Regions from separate parts of the Homo sapiens genome. Here region 1 is linked to region 2. Evidence: chromatin contacts called from ENCODE Hi-C or POLR2A ChIA-PET data. All regions are on one chromosome and are shown on one strand. Each heading gives the region's core, a stretch centred on a gene start or an enhancer-like site at or near the end of the contact. The rest is flanking DNA. Distances are from core to core; before and after follow the strand shown.

Region 1 (4,888 bases), core at 1,482-3,981, 180 kb before region 2:
TTGGCTCCAAGTTCAAGGTTCTTTCTTCCTTTTTAGGCTGTCACTGTTGACCACTAATCCCCGTTAGCTGAGGTTTCCCCCTTAGTGGAGGAATTTGTAATGCTTTCAGACAAAGCTCTAGAACCTAAGAGTTGAAATGAAATGGATTTAAGAGCTAAACCAATTCCACCTTAGTGTAGGTATGTACTAGCGTAGGAAGGTACTCCCTCTCTAGGCTCTCTCTTTGAATGCTTACTGTGACGGGGAACTCACCACTGCAAGCCAACCCATCACATCCAGTCCTGCAGTTTGAGAACTCCTTCTCAGGAAATCTGCCTCTATGACAGCCACCGTTTGACCCTCAGTCTCCTTCTGGGAGCCACGCTGTGAAAACCACTCCCAGCAAGATGGCAGAGCAATGTCAGCCCCTGGGATTCTCCCTTCCTGAAGTTTTATCTTCACTGGGACCCCAAACCCTTTGCTTCTCTGTTCTTTTCCACAGAGAAATATGACACGTTTCCCCCTATCACTGTGTCATTTACCAAGCAGGGAAATCAGAACCAACTCAGACATCTAACAATGGGAGACCGGCTAAGCGTCGTCAGGCTGTCATTGAAAATGATGGTCATCAAGGCCTCACAGTGAAGTGGGAAAGGGCCCACAACATTGCAGGTAGAGAAGAACCAAAACTAGGGGCAGTGGGGAAACAAACTCCAAAATGGCGCATGAAAAGATTAGAAAGAAATACACCAAAATGGCAATGAATTGACTGTCCCTGGCTGCTGGGGCCAGGGGTGATTTTCTTTCTTGCTTTATTTTTTTTTCCAAGACAGAGTCTTGCTCTGTTGCCCAGGCTGGAGTGCAGCGGTACAATCTTGGCTCACTGTAACCTCCGCCTCCTGGGTTTAAGCAATTCTCCTCCCTCAGCCTCCAGAGTAGCTGGGGTTACAGGTGTGCACCACCACGCCCGGCTAATTTTTGTATTTTTAGTAGAGATGGCGTTTCACCGTGTTGGCCAGGCTAGTCTCGAACTCCTGACCTCGTGATCTGCCCACCTGGGCCTCCCAAAGTGCTGGGATTACAGGCATGAGCCACCATCCCCGGCCGATTTTCTTTTCTTTCTGCATTTTGGTATCTTTCTTTTCTTTCATTTTTTTTTTTTTTTTTTTTTTTTTTGAGATGGAGTCTCACTCTGTCGCCCAGTCTGGAGTGTAGTGGCGCCATCTTGGCTCACTGCAAACTCTACCTCCCAGGTTCACACCATTCTCCTGCCTCAGCCTCCCAAGTAGCTGGGACTACAGGCGCCCACCACCACGCCCAGCTAATTTTTTTTTTTTGTATTTTCAGTAAAGACGGGGTTTCACTGTGTTAGCCAGGATGGTCTCAATCTCCTGACCTTGTGATCTGCCTGCCTTGGCCTCCCAAAGTGCTGGGATTACAGGTGTTTTGGTATCTCTCAAAATGTCCACAACAATATTTTTTTTAATAAACAAAAAGCAAAATAGATGTTTCTTCTTAAAGTTTGTAATAAGCCAACTGCATTCTAAAGTGTTAAATAAAAATAAAAAGGAGGAGGGAGGTAAGTTGAAGACAGACACTCAGGCTGATAAAAGCAGAGGGCAGGCCAGGCACAGTGGCTCACGCCTGTAATCCCAGCATTTTGGGAGGCCAAGGCGGGCAGATCACTTGAGGTCAGGAGTTTGAGACCAGCCTAGCCAACATGGTGAAACCCCATCTCTACTAAGAATACAAAAATTAGGCCGGGCGTGGGGCTCACACCTGTTATCCTAGCACTTTGGGAGGCCGAGGTGGGAGGATCACAAGGTCAGGAGTTCGAGACCAGTCTGGCCAACTTAGTGAAACCCCCATCTCTAATAAAAATAGAGAAAAATTATCCGGGTGTGGTGGTGTGTGCCTGTAATCCCAGCTACTCGGGAGGCTGAGGCAGGAGAATCACTTAAACCCAGGAGGCGGAGGTTGCAATGAGCCGAGATCGCACTATTGCACTCCAGCCCAGGCAATAGTGCGAGACTCCATCTCAAAAAAAAACAAAAATTAGCCTGGTGTGGTGGTGGGTGCCTGTAATCCTAGCTATTTGGGAGGCTGAGGCACGAGAATGGGTAGAACCCAGGAGGCAGAGGTTGCAGTGAGCTGAGCACTCCAGCCCGGGCGACAGAGTGAGACTCCATCTCAAAAAAAAAAAAAAAAAAAAAGCAGAGGGCAGATCGTGGGCACCCCTCATTACCATCTCAGGGAAGTGCCAGGCCTGCTGCTGAGAAGCCAGGCTGGAGACCCTCTCAGGCTCTGAATCCCAGGTATTGTGTCCTTCTTCTTTTTCTAAACCCCAGTTGTTTCTTTTTAAAGATCGACAAAACTTCTTAAAATGTGAACAAGAATTGGCAGCAGCCTGATACCTCCCCAGGGCCCTGTGTGGACACTGGGTGTGCAAGCCTGGGCCCCTGCCCCTTGCTGGATGAAACCCACTTGGGGCAGGTGTCCTCTCTGGACTTTCTGGGCTGGGCTTTGGGACTTCCCCTGCTTCCTCCTCAGTTGCTCAGCCCCAGCTGGGATGGTGCCACACCTGGAATCTTGGGATTTTCCCTCCACCAGGCAGGACCCTGACCCTTCCTCTGACTTGTAGATTACATCTGGTTTGTAAACCTGAGTCACGGCAGAGAACACACCCTGCAGTTGTCACATTCCTGCACACTGTCCCCTGGGTGACCCAGTTGTGGTCACAGCCTCAAATGCTGCAGTTGCTAGTTTCCAGCTCATCATGGAAAGGGCTGAGTCCTGCACAGGCAGGGCTCCCTGGGCACTGGGCCAGCCCACACCCACCTCCCCACTGCCAGCTACTCTGCAGGGCTGTGACATTCCCCAGCCCTGCCTCCCAGGCACCTGGTCAGGAGAGCCTTCCATCCTAGCATCCCAGGGCCCACGCCTGCCCATAACCCTTCTCTCTCTGACCCAAAGGGTCTCGCTCTGTCACCCAGGCTGGAGTGTAATGGCATGATCATGGCTCACTATAGCCTTGACCTCCTGGGCTCAAGTGATCCTCCCACTTCAGCCTCCCCAGTACCTGGGACTATAGATGTGTGCCACCATGCCCAAGTAATTTTTTATTTTTTAAATTTTTTGTGGAGATAGGGGTCTCCCTATGTTGCCCATGCTGGTCTCAAGCTCCTGGTCTCAGCCATCCTCCTGCCTTGGCCTCCCAAAGTACTGAAATGACAGGCATGAGCCACTGCACCCAGCCTAGAAGCCACATTTTTTTTTTTTTTTTTGAAACAGAGTCTTGCTGTGTTGCTCAGGCTGGAGTGCAATGGGGCGATCTCGGCTCACTGCAACCTCTGCCTCCCGGGTTCAAGCAATTCTCCCACCTCAGACTCCTGAGTAGCTGGGGTTACAGGCACCTGACATCATACCTGGCTAATTTTTGTATTTTTGTAGAGACAGGGTTTCTCCATGTTGCCCAGGCTGGTCTTGAACTCCTGACCTCAGGTGATCCACCCGCCTCGGCCTCCCAAAGTGCTGGAATTACAGGTGTGAGCCACCGCGCCCGGCCATAGCCACATTTTAAAAAGGAAAAAGAAATAGGTTAAATTAATTTTAATAATGTCTTATTTAACTCAATATATCCAAAATATTTTCTTTCCACCCATGTAATCAATATAAAACTATCAATATGGATGACAAAATAAAAATTTAAAATTAATAAAACATCTTAAAAGTTTTTCAATACGACTAGCCTCATTTCAAGTGCTCAATAGCTATGTGTGTTTGGTGGCTACTGTACTGGACCGTGGAGATCTAGAAATATCCAGATATTAGCAATAGGAGGGATGTGCGGAGAAGGGAGCCAGAGATTGAGCAACAAAGTGGTTTTAAGAATCTGGGAGCTTGGAGGCTGGGCGCAGTGGCTCATGCCTGTAATCCCAGCAGTTTGGGAGGCCGAGGCGGGTGGATCACCTGAGGTGAGGAGTTCAAGGCCAGCCTGGCCAACATGGTGAAACCCTGTCTCTACTAAAAATACACAAATTAGCTGGGTTGGTGGCGCATGCCTGTAATCCCAGCTACTTGGGAGGCTGAGGCAGGAGAATTGCTTGAACCTGGGAGGTGGAGGTTGTAGTGAGCCGAGATTGAGCCACTGCACTCCAGCCTGGGCGACAGAGGGAGACTCTGTCTCAAAAAAAAAGAAAGAAAGAAAGAAAAGAAAGAAAGAAAAGAAAGAAAGAAAGAAAGAAAGAAAGAAAGAAAGAAAGAAAGAAAGAAAGAAAGAAAGAAAGAAAGAAAGAAAGAACGAACGAACCTGGGAGCTTGAAGGAAAGGGCAAGAGAGACCTTTCTGGGATTCAGAGGCTGAGGGCAGAGCCAAAGATACTGAGGAACTGACTGGGGAAGGAAGTTAGAGGGCGTGCAGTACAGGGCTGGTGCAGTGACTGTCATGAGCCAGGTGGGGGCAAAAGAGAGCTGCTCTGGAGAAAAGACTGGGGCAGACCCAGAGATTGAAGGGAAGGAAGGTTTGTTTGTTAGGTGCTTTTCCTCTGGGCCAGCTATAGTTGTAGTCTGGGGCTTTCAAACCAGAGACTGTAAAATGGAGGCTCAAGGGCACCTAGGGATGATCCTGGCTGCCTCTGCCCATTCTGTGCAGCTAAAGGGAAGTGGGTACCCAGGCCCTGTCAATGGGGAAGCCAGACTGCCCAGGGCTGGGCCTGGACTTTTGCCTGAGAAAGGGAAGAAAAGAGGGCTGAGTTTTAAGCCAGATTGTGGAAATGGGCGAGCATTCTTCCAGTGTTTAAGTTCTAAGTAATGACTAGGAGGAACACCAGCGTTATTCTTTTCGTTGTCTAAGGGGACCAGAACAAGGTTAAGACATTTAAAGCCCTAAGTTCTGAAAATATTATGGCATC
Region 2 (5,448 bases), core at 897-3,396:
GGCCTAAACATCACTTCCCCAGGGAAGGCTTCCCTGAGCCCCCAACTCAAATCGGTCTCTTACCCCTCTCTTCAGCTTTCTCTTCTTATATTCACTATAGTTTGAATTATTAGTTTACCACTTCCAAGTTTTACTCGAAAGACACCTTCTTAGGAAGCCTTCCCAGGCCACCGTATAATATAAATTCAACTACCACCCCTGATACCTCAGATTCTCCTTCCCTGCTTCCTTCTTCTCCTTAGCATTTCACACTTTTTAACAGACTATATTTTTGTTATATATTTTATTTATTGTCTTCTCCCCCACTCCCAGGAAAGCACCACAAGGGCAATCATTTTTGCTTTCTTTGTTCACTGCATCTAGAACAATGCCTAACACGTATTTGTTGACAAATATTTGTTGTTGAATAAATTTCCACGACTATTTATTTATTTTGAGATGGAGTCTCACTCTGTAGCCCAAGCTAGAGTGCAACGGCACGATCTCAGGTCACTGCAACCTCCGCCTCCCGGGTTCAAGCAATTATCGTGCCTCAGCCTCCCAAGTAGCTGGGATTACAGGCATGCACCACCACACCCGGCTAATTTTGTATTTTTTTAGTGGAGACGGGGTTTCACCATGTTGGTCAGGCTGGTCTCGAACTCCTGATCTCAGGCGATCCACCCGCCTCGGCCTCCCAAAGTGCTGGGATTACAGGCGCGAGCCACCGCGCCCGGCCACGACTATTAATTATTAGACTTTCCCAATGGCTAAGAACTAAAACATGGTATCTTTCTGGCTTACCAATGTACTCCCAACACCTAGCTCAGTGCCTGGCACAGAGTAAGTGCTCAGTAAAAATTTATTTAATGAATCAAAGCCACAACTAGTTGAAAAATTGGAAAATGATCAAAATGGACGCACTAGCACCACACTTCTGCCCCTTTCACTGTGTAACGTAACAGTGAGGTTGAGGAAACAGACTACTAAAATACCACCAAGCATCCACCAGGCCAGGAATCTGTCTGTCCACATCCTCCGCACTCTGCCACACTGTGCACCACACTGCACCCGCGACAGAAGCACCCTACAGGCCCTCCATGAGCACAGGCCTGAACTCAAGTGGGCAAACCATAAGCCAAATACCGTCTTACTCCCCAAGTCCCATTCTTCTACTGCCAGTCCTATTCTAGACTAGTCCTGGATGCCAAACATGCTTCCCTGGGTGGGCCTGTGGACTTATTCCAATCCAGGACCTTTAATGCCACCTTTGGCCTACTCAAAAAATGGTTTAAAATCCCTAAACAGCTTCAATAATCCTGCAGTACTCAGGAGCAGGCATACCTAAGGTCATACGGACCCCTCCCCCTCACAAACGCTGATCCAAGGCCAGGAGGCCATCTGTCCAGCAGACGCTCTCCTGTCCTCCCTCAGGTCACACTGAGCCTCCCGCCAACCCCCTCGTTGGCAGGAAGAGCCCTTGCAGAGAGACAATTTTCACCCTGATCAACAGGCCTGGTCACCCCTGAGGACCCCAACTCTGGAGCTCTAGGAATACCTGTCTGCTCCGGGAGAAACCTTCCTCAGGGTCAGAACTTGGGCTCAGGGGAGGGGAGTACTGAGGAGCGCCAAAGAGGGTCGTTCCCCGAAGTGTCTGCCCTGTGACGGCGACAGCTCTTCGGGCGGCGGGGACGGTCGGGCTGACAGGCCGTCCCAGAGGGAGAAAGTGGCACCGTTATCCGTGCCCGGGCTGGGGGCCGCCGGCTATCGCCGAGGGCGGCCGCACGTCCCGCCCAGCGCGGAGGACAGCAGCGTGCCCGGCCTGCCAAGGAGCGGCGGTCGCAGCGGCGGTCGCAGCGGCGGAAGGGGCCGGCGCCCGACGGCCGGGGGCGGGGTGGGGTGGCGGCCCGGGCCCGCCAGGCGGCGGTCGGGGGAAGTGGCTGCCGCCTCTGGCGGCGGCCAGGGTCCGCCAGGCTGCAGGGCCGGGCCCCGGCTCGGGCTCGGACTCGGTCCCGGCTGCGATCCTCCCGGGCCCAGGCTGGGGCTGCCCCGGCCCGCAGGCCCCGCTCGGCCCGGCCCGCGGGGGGCGCTTACCTGGCGGCGGCGGCGGCGACTGCAGGCCAGAGTCTCGGCCGCGCGCGTCCCCAGCGCCGGCTGCGGGAGCCACAACATGGCGACGGCGATGGCGGGCGGGGCTGCGGCTCCGGGGGCGGAGCGGGGGCGGGAGCCGGCCTGGCGGCGGGACCTGGCTGGGGCTGCCGCGGCGGGGGATTGGGGGGGGGGGGGGGCAGGCGGAAGGCGACTCGGACCTGGGCACCGGCCCAGGACGGTGCGGTGGAGGGGCTGCCCCGGCCTGGGCCCGGCCTCCCGCCTCCCGCCTCCCGCCCGAGGCGGGCTGCGCGGCGCAGGCCCGGCGACGGCGACGACGGCGGCGGCGGGTAGGGCGGGGCGGGACGCGACGGGACGGGGCGGGGCGGGGACGGCGCCGCTCAGGGCTGGACCCCCGACCCCGGCCGGCCCCCGCCCGGCTCCAGTCCCCGCCACCCGTGCTAGGCACCCTGTGCGGTCGGGCAGGCAGCCGCTGCCAGCGACCTGGGCCTCTTGTCCTCTGACGCGCCTCGGGGCAGGGGCAGGGGCCGAGGCCGCCCACTAGAGGAACAGGATCTGCCTACGCAGCTGTCTCGCCCGGCAAAGAGCGCCCAGGACCCGGGACTGCGTCCTCTTCACTGAGACCTGGCGCATAGGGGGCCTAGTCGAGGCTGTTAAGTGAAAGCAAGCAGGGGTGGCGTGGGCCTGGCGCTCAGGTGCGCCCTAAATGTTTGGTCATAGCTGGCTACAAGGACATTCGCGCAGGCTTGGAGGTGCGGGGCAGCCTGACGTGTTGCCTCTGGGGTAACCGAGGGACGCGCGGCAAACAGAGATGGAGGACTGGCAACGGGTGCCTCGAAGAGGTAGACTGGGAGATCTCTCAGGGTTACTGGGGAAACGATGACTGTGCAGGGTGAGAACTCAGTGAGTCTGGCAGAAGGCTGGGAGGGTGACCGGCAGGACCTTCCAAGAACCCGGCGTACCTGGAAACTGGGTCCGCAGCATTAGGGCGGCAGCAAGGTCAGGGTGTGGGAACACGGAGATGAGGCCCTGGTGACTAGGAGTGAGCACACACTGCTAACCATGGAGAAATTCCTTCTCCAGGAAGGAGATGCAAATGTGCAAGATGGCTGGAACTAACATGCAGCCGGAGCCTGCTGTGCACCAGGCACAGAACTGAGTTGAAGAGCTTGTCTAAAGAGTATGTTAGCCAATGAAGCAATGGAGTTAATAAAGGGTGATGATTTCAAATGTTTGGCAGTGAGAGAGAGAAAAGTAGGCCTGGAGCTCAAGAAGTACCAAGAGTAAAGGAGAAAGTTGGGTCCTACTGTGGAAGCTGAGGCAAAAGCATCCCTTAAGCCGAGAAGTTTGAGTTCAGCCTGGGCAACATAGCGAGACCCTCCCTCTCTGCAAAAGAGTAAAGGGAAAAGTTGATTGTTTTTTGTTTTTTTTTTTTGTCTTTGGAGACGGAGTTTCGGTCTCGCAGCCCAGGCTGTAGTGCAATTGCGTGGTCTCGGCTCACTGCAACCTCTACCTCCAGAGTTCCAGTGATAATCCAGCCTCAGCCTTCAAAGTAGCTGGAATTACAGGCGCACGCCACCATGCCTGGCTTTTTTTTTTTTTTTTTTTTTTTTTTTTTTTGAGAGAGAGTTTCGCTCTTGTTGCCCAGGCTGCAGTGCAATGGCACAATCTCGGCTCACTGCAACCTCTGCCTCCTGGGTTCAACCGATTCTCCTGCCTCAGCCTCCCGAGTAGCTGGGATTACAGGCATGCGCCACCATGCCTGACTAATTTTGTATTTTTAGTGGAAATGGGGTTTCAACATGTTGGTCAGGCTGGTCTCAAACTCCTGAACTCAGGTCATCCACCCGCCTCGGCCTCCGAAAGTGCTGGGATTACATGCATGAGCCACCGCACCCGGCCCTAATTTTTGTATTTTTAGTAGAGATGGGGGTTCGCCATGTTGGCCAGGCTGGTCTCGAACTCCTGACCTAAGGTGATCCACCTGCCTTAGCCTCCCAAAGTGTTGGAATTACAGGCATGAGCCACCATGCCTGGCCGGTGATTTTTTTTTTTTTTTTCCTAACTTGAGTGGGGAGACCTTAACTAAAGGAGCTGAGAGGGGAGAATGGCAGATAGATGTAGGATAATTGATGGTGCAAGAAACCAGAAAAGGAAAAGTAGATGGGAAGGGGGAAAGGGGTGAGCAAAAAGTCAGAGAAGTCCGCCTCTTCCTACAAGATTTAAAGAGTGCATAAAGATTGAAATATTTTGAGGTAGGGAGGCATGCATGCTTCCATGGATCAGCTGCCTGGATTACCCTCTACAATCATCCTTAGGGCAGCTGGGGTCACTGTCCTTTAAAATTTAAGTACAATTGACTCCAAACCTGTGTACCACTTAAGAAACCCAGCATACCTGCCAATATCTCCAGAGTTTCATTGGGAACTTACATTTCTCCTAATTATCTCAGGCCCTAATTTCTTGTTTGCAAAAAATATTGTGCTCTTTGGAAGATTTGTCACCATATCCCAGATATTAGTCCATTTATATTACCTCAAAATATTGCACCCTACCTATAAGCAGGAAAAATGCCCAATATTATATTATTATATTATAGTTATATGATTGTTAAATAAACTAGAGTTTGTGGCCATTAAAAATCATGGTAAATAAAAAGATTTAATGATGTGGGAAATCTTTATAATTAAAAGCACATTATAAGGTGATATAGCAGATGGTAATATATAAATATACATAAATAAGTATAATGCGTAGATTTTAAAATGAGACTTTTCTTCTGTGACATCTATATTTTCTTATTTTTATAGTGCATGTATATTTCTCCTGGAAGCAGGGAAATGGTATCTTTAAGTAGCTTTTAAAAGTATTTTTAAGAAAGGTGTTTTTTAAAAGATATTTATGGGGTTCGAAAGAAAAAAATATTAGGGCTGGGCATGATGGCTCATGCCTGTAATTCCAGCTACTTGGGAGGCCGAGGCTGGTGGATCACCTGAGGTCAGGAGTATGGGACCAGCCTGGCCAACATGGTGAAACCCCATCTCTACTAAAAGTACAGGCGTGGTGGCACGCCTGTAGTCCCAGCTACTTGGGTGGCTGAAGCATGAGAATCACTTGAACCCAGGAGGTGGAGGTTGCAGTGAGCTGAGATTGCACCACTGCACTCCAGTCTGGGCAACAGAGTGAGAATCTGTCTCAAAAGAAAAAGAAAAATATATTAGGACTCTGGAAAGGAATTTGGAAATGAATCTTTGAAGTGTAGATGGGACTTTAGCAAATAGAGATGGGCTGAGTAAGGAGACTGTCCCAGGCAGAAGGAACAGTACAACCAAGAACCCACAGTGGGAAATAGATGGAGTG

What was found. A loop is a pair of places that touch in the nucleus more often than their neighbours do. ChIA-PET counts read pairs that join two places held with the same protein, here RNA polymerase II (POLR2A). Pooled maps may share reads with other maps.
Region 1: a loop to region 2 is called in a map of PC-3, with 9 times the contacts of the local background. The contact joins the enhancer-like site here to the promoter of ZNF592 in region 2. A Hi-C loop is called at or near these places in 21 of 168 maps with a recorded cell type or tissue (CD8-positive, alpha-beta T cell, Caco-2, Calu3 and 18 more), 2 of 37 single-sample maps with no recorded cell type and 34 of 50 pooled maps. POLR2A ChIA-PET finds 5 or more read pairs at or near these places in 2 of 52 experiments (HEK293 and activated CD8-positive, alpha-beta memory T cell).

Annotation. Positions count from the first base shown.
Region 1 is chr15:84,927,919-84,932,806 of GRCh38, reverse strand. The region is part of intron 12 of SLC28A1 (solute carrier family 28 member 1); the gene reads right to left. Among named protein-coding and RNA genes, the nearest start is that of SLC28A1, 46 kb to the right of the region's middle. RefSeq lists an enhancer at 4,681-4,740. Within about 2 kb of position 2,731, at least 6 of the 41 ENCODE cell types and tissues checked have a DNase peak (open chromatin) inside an H3K27ac peak, as active enhancers do; they include PC-3, where a contact is called at or near this core.
Region 2 is chr15:84,745,290-84,750,737 of GRCh38, reverse strand. ZNF592 (zinc finger protein 592) reads right to left here and starts at 2,146. Exons shown (of 11, transcript NM_014630.3): 1 at 2,074-2,146. RefSeq lists enhancers at 1,175-1,254, 1,783-2,622, 2,695-2,994 and silencers at 1,655-2,144, 2,205-2,624.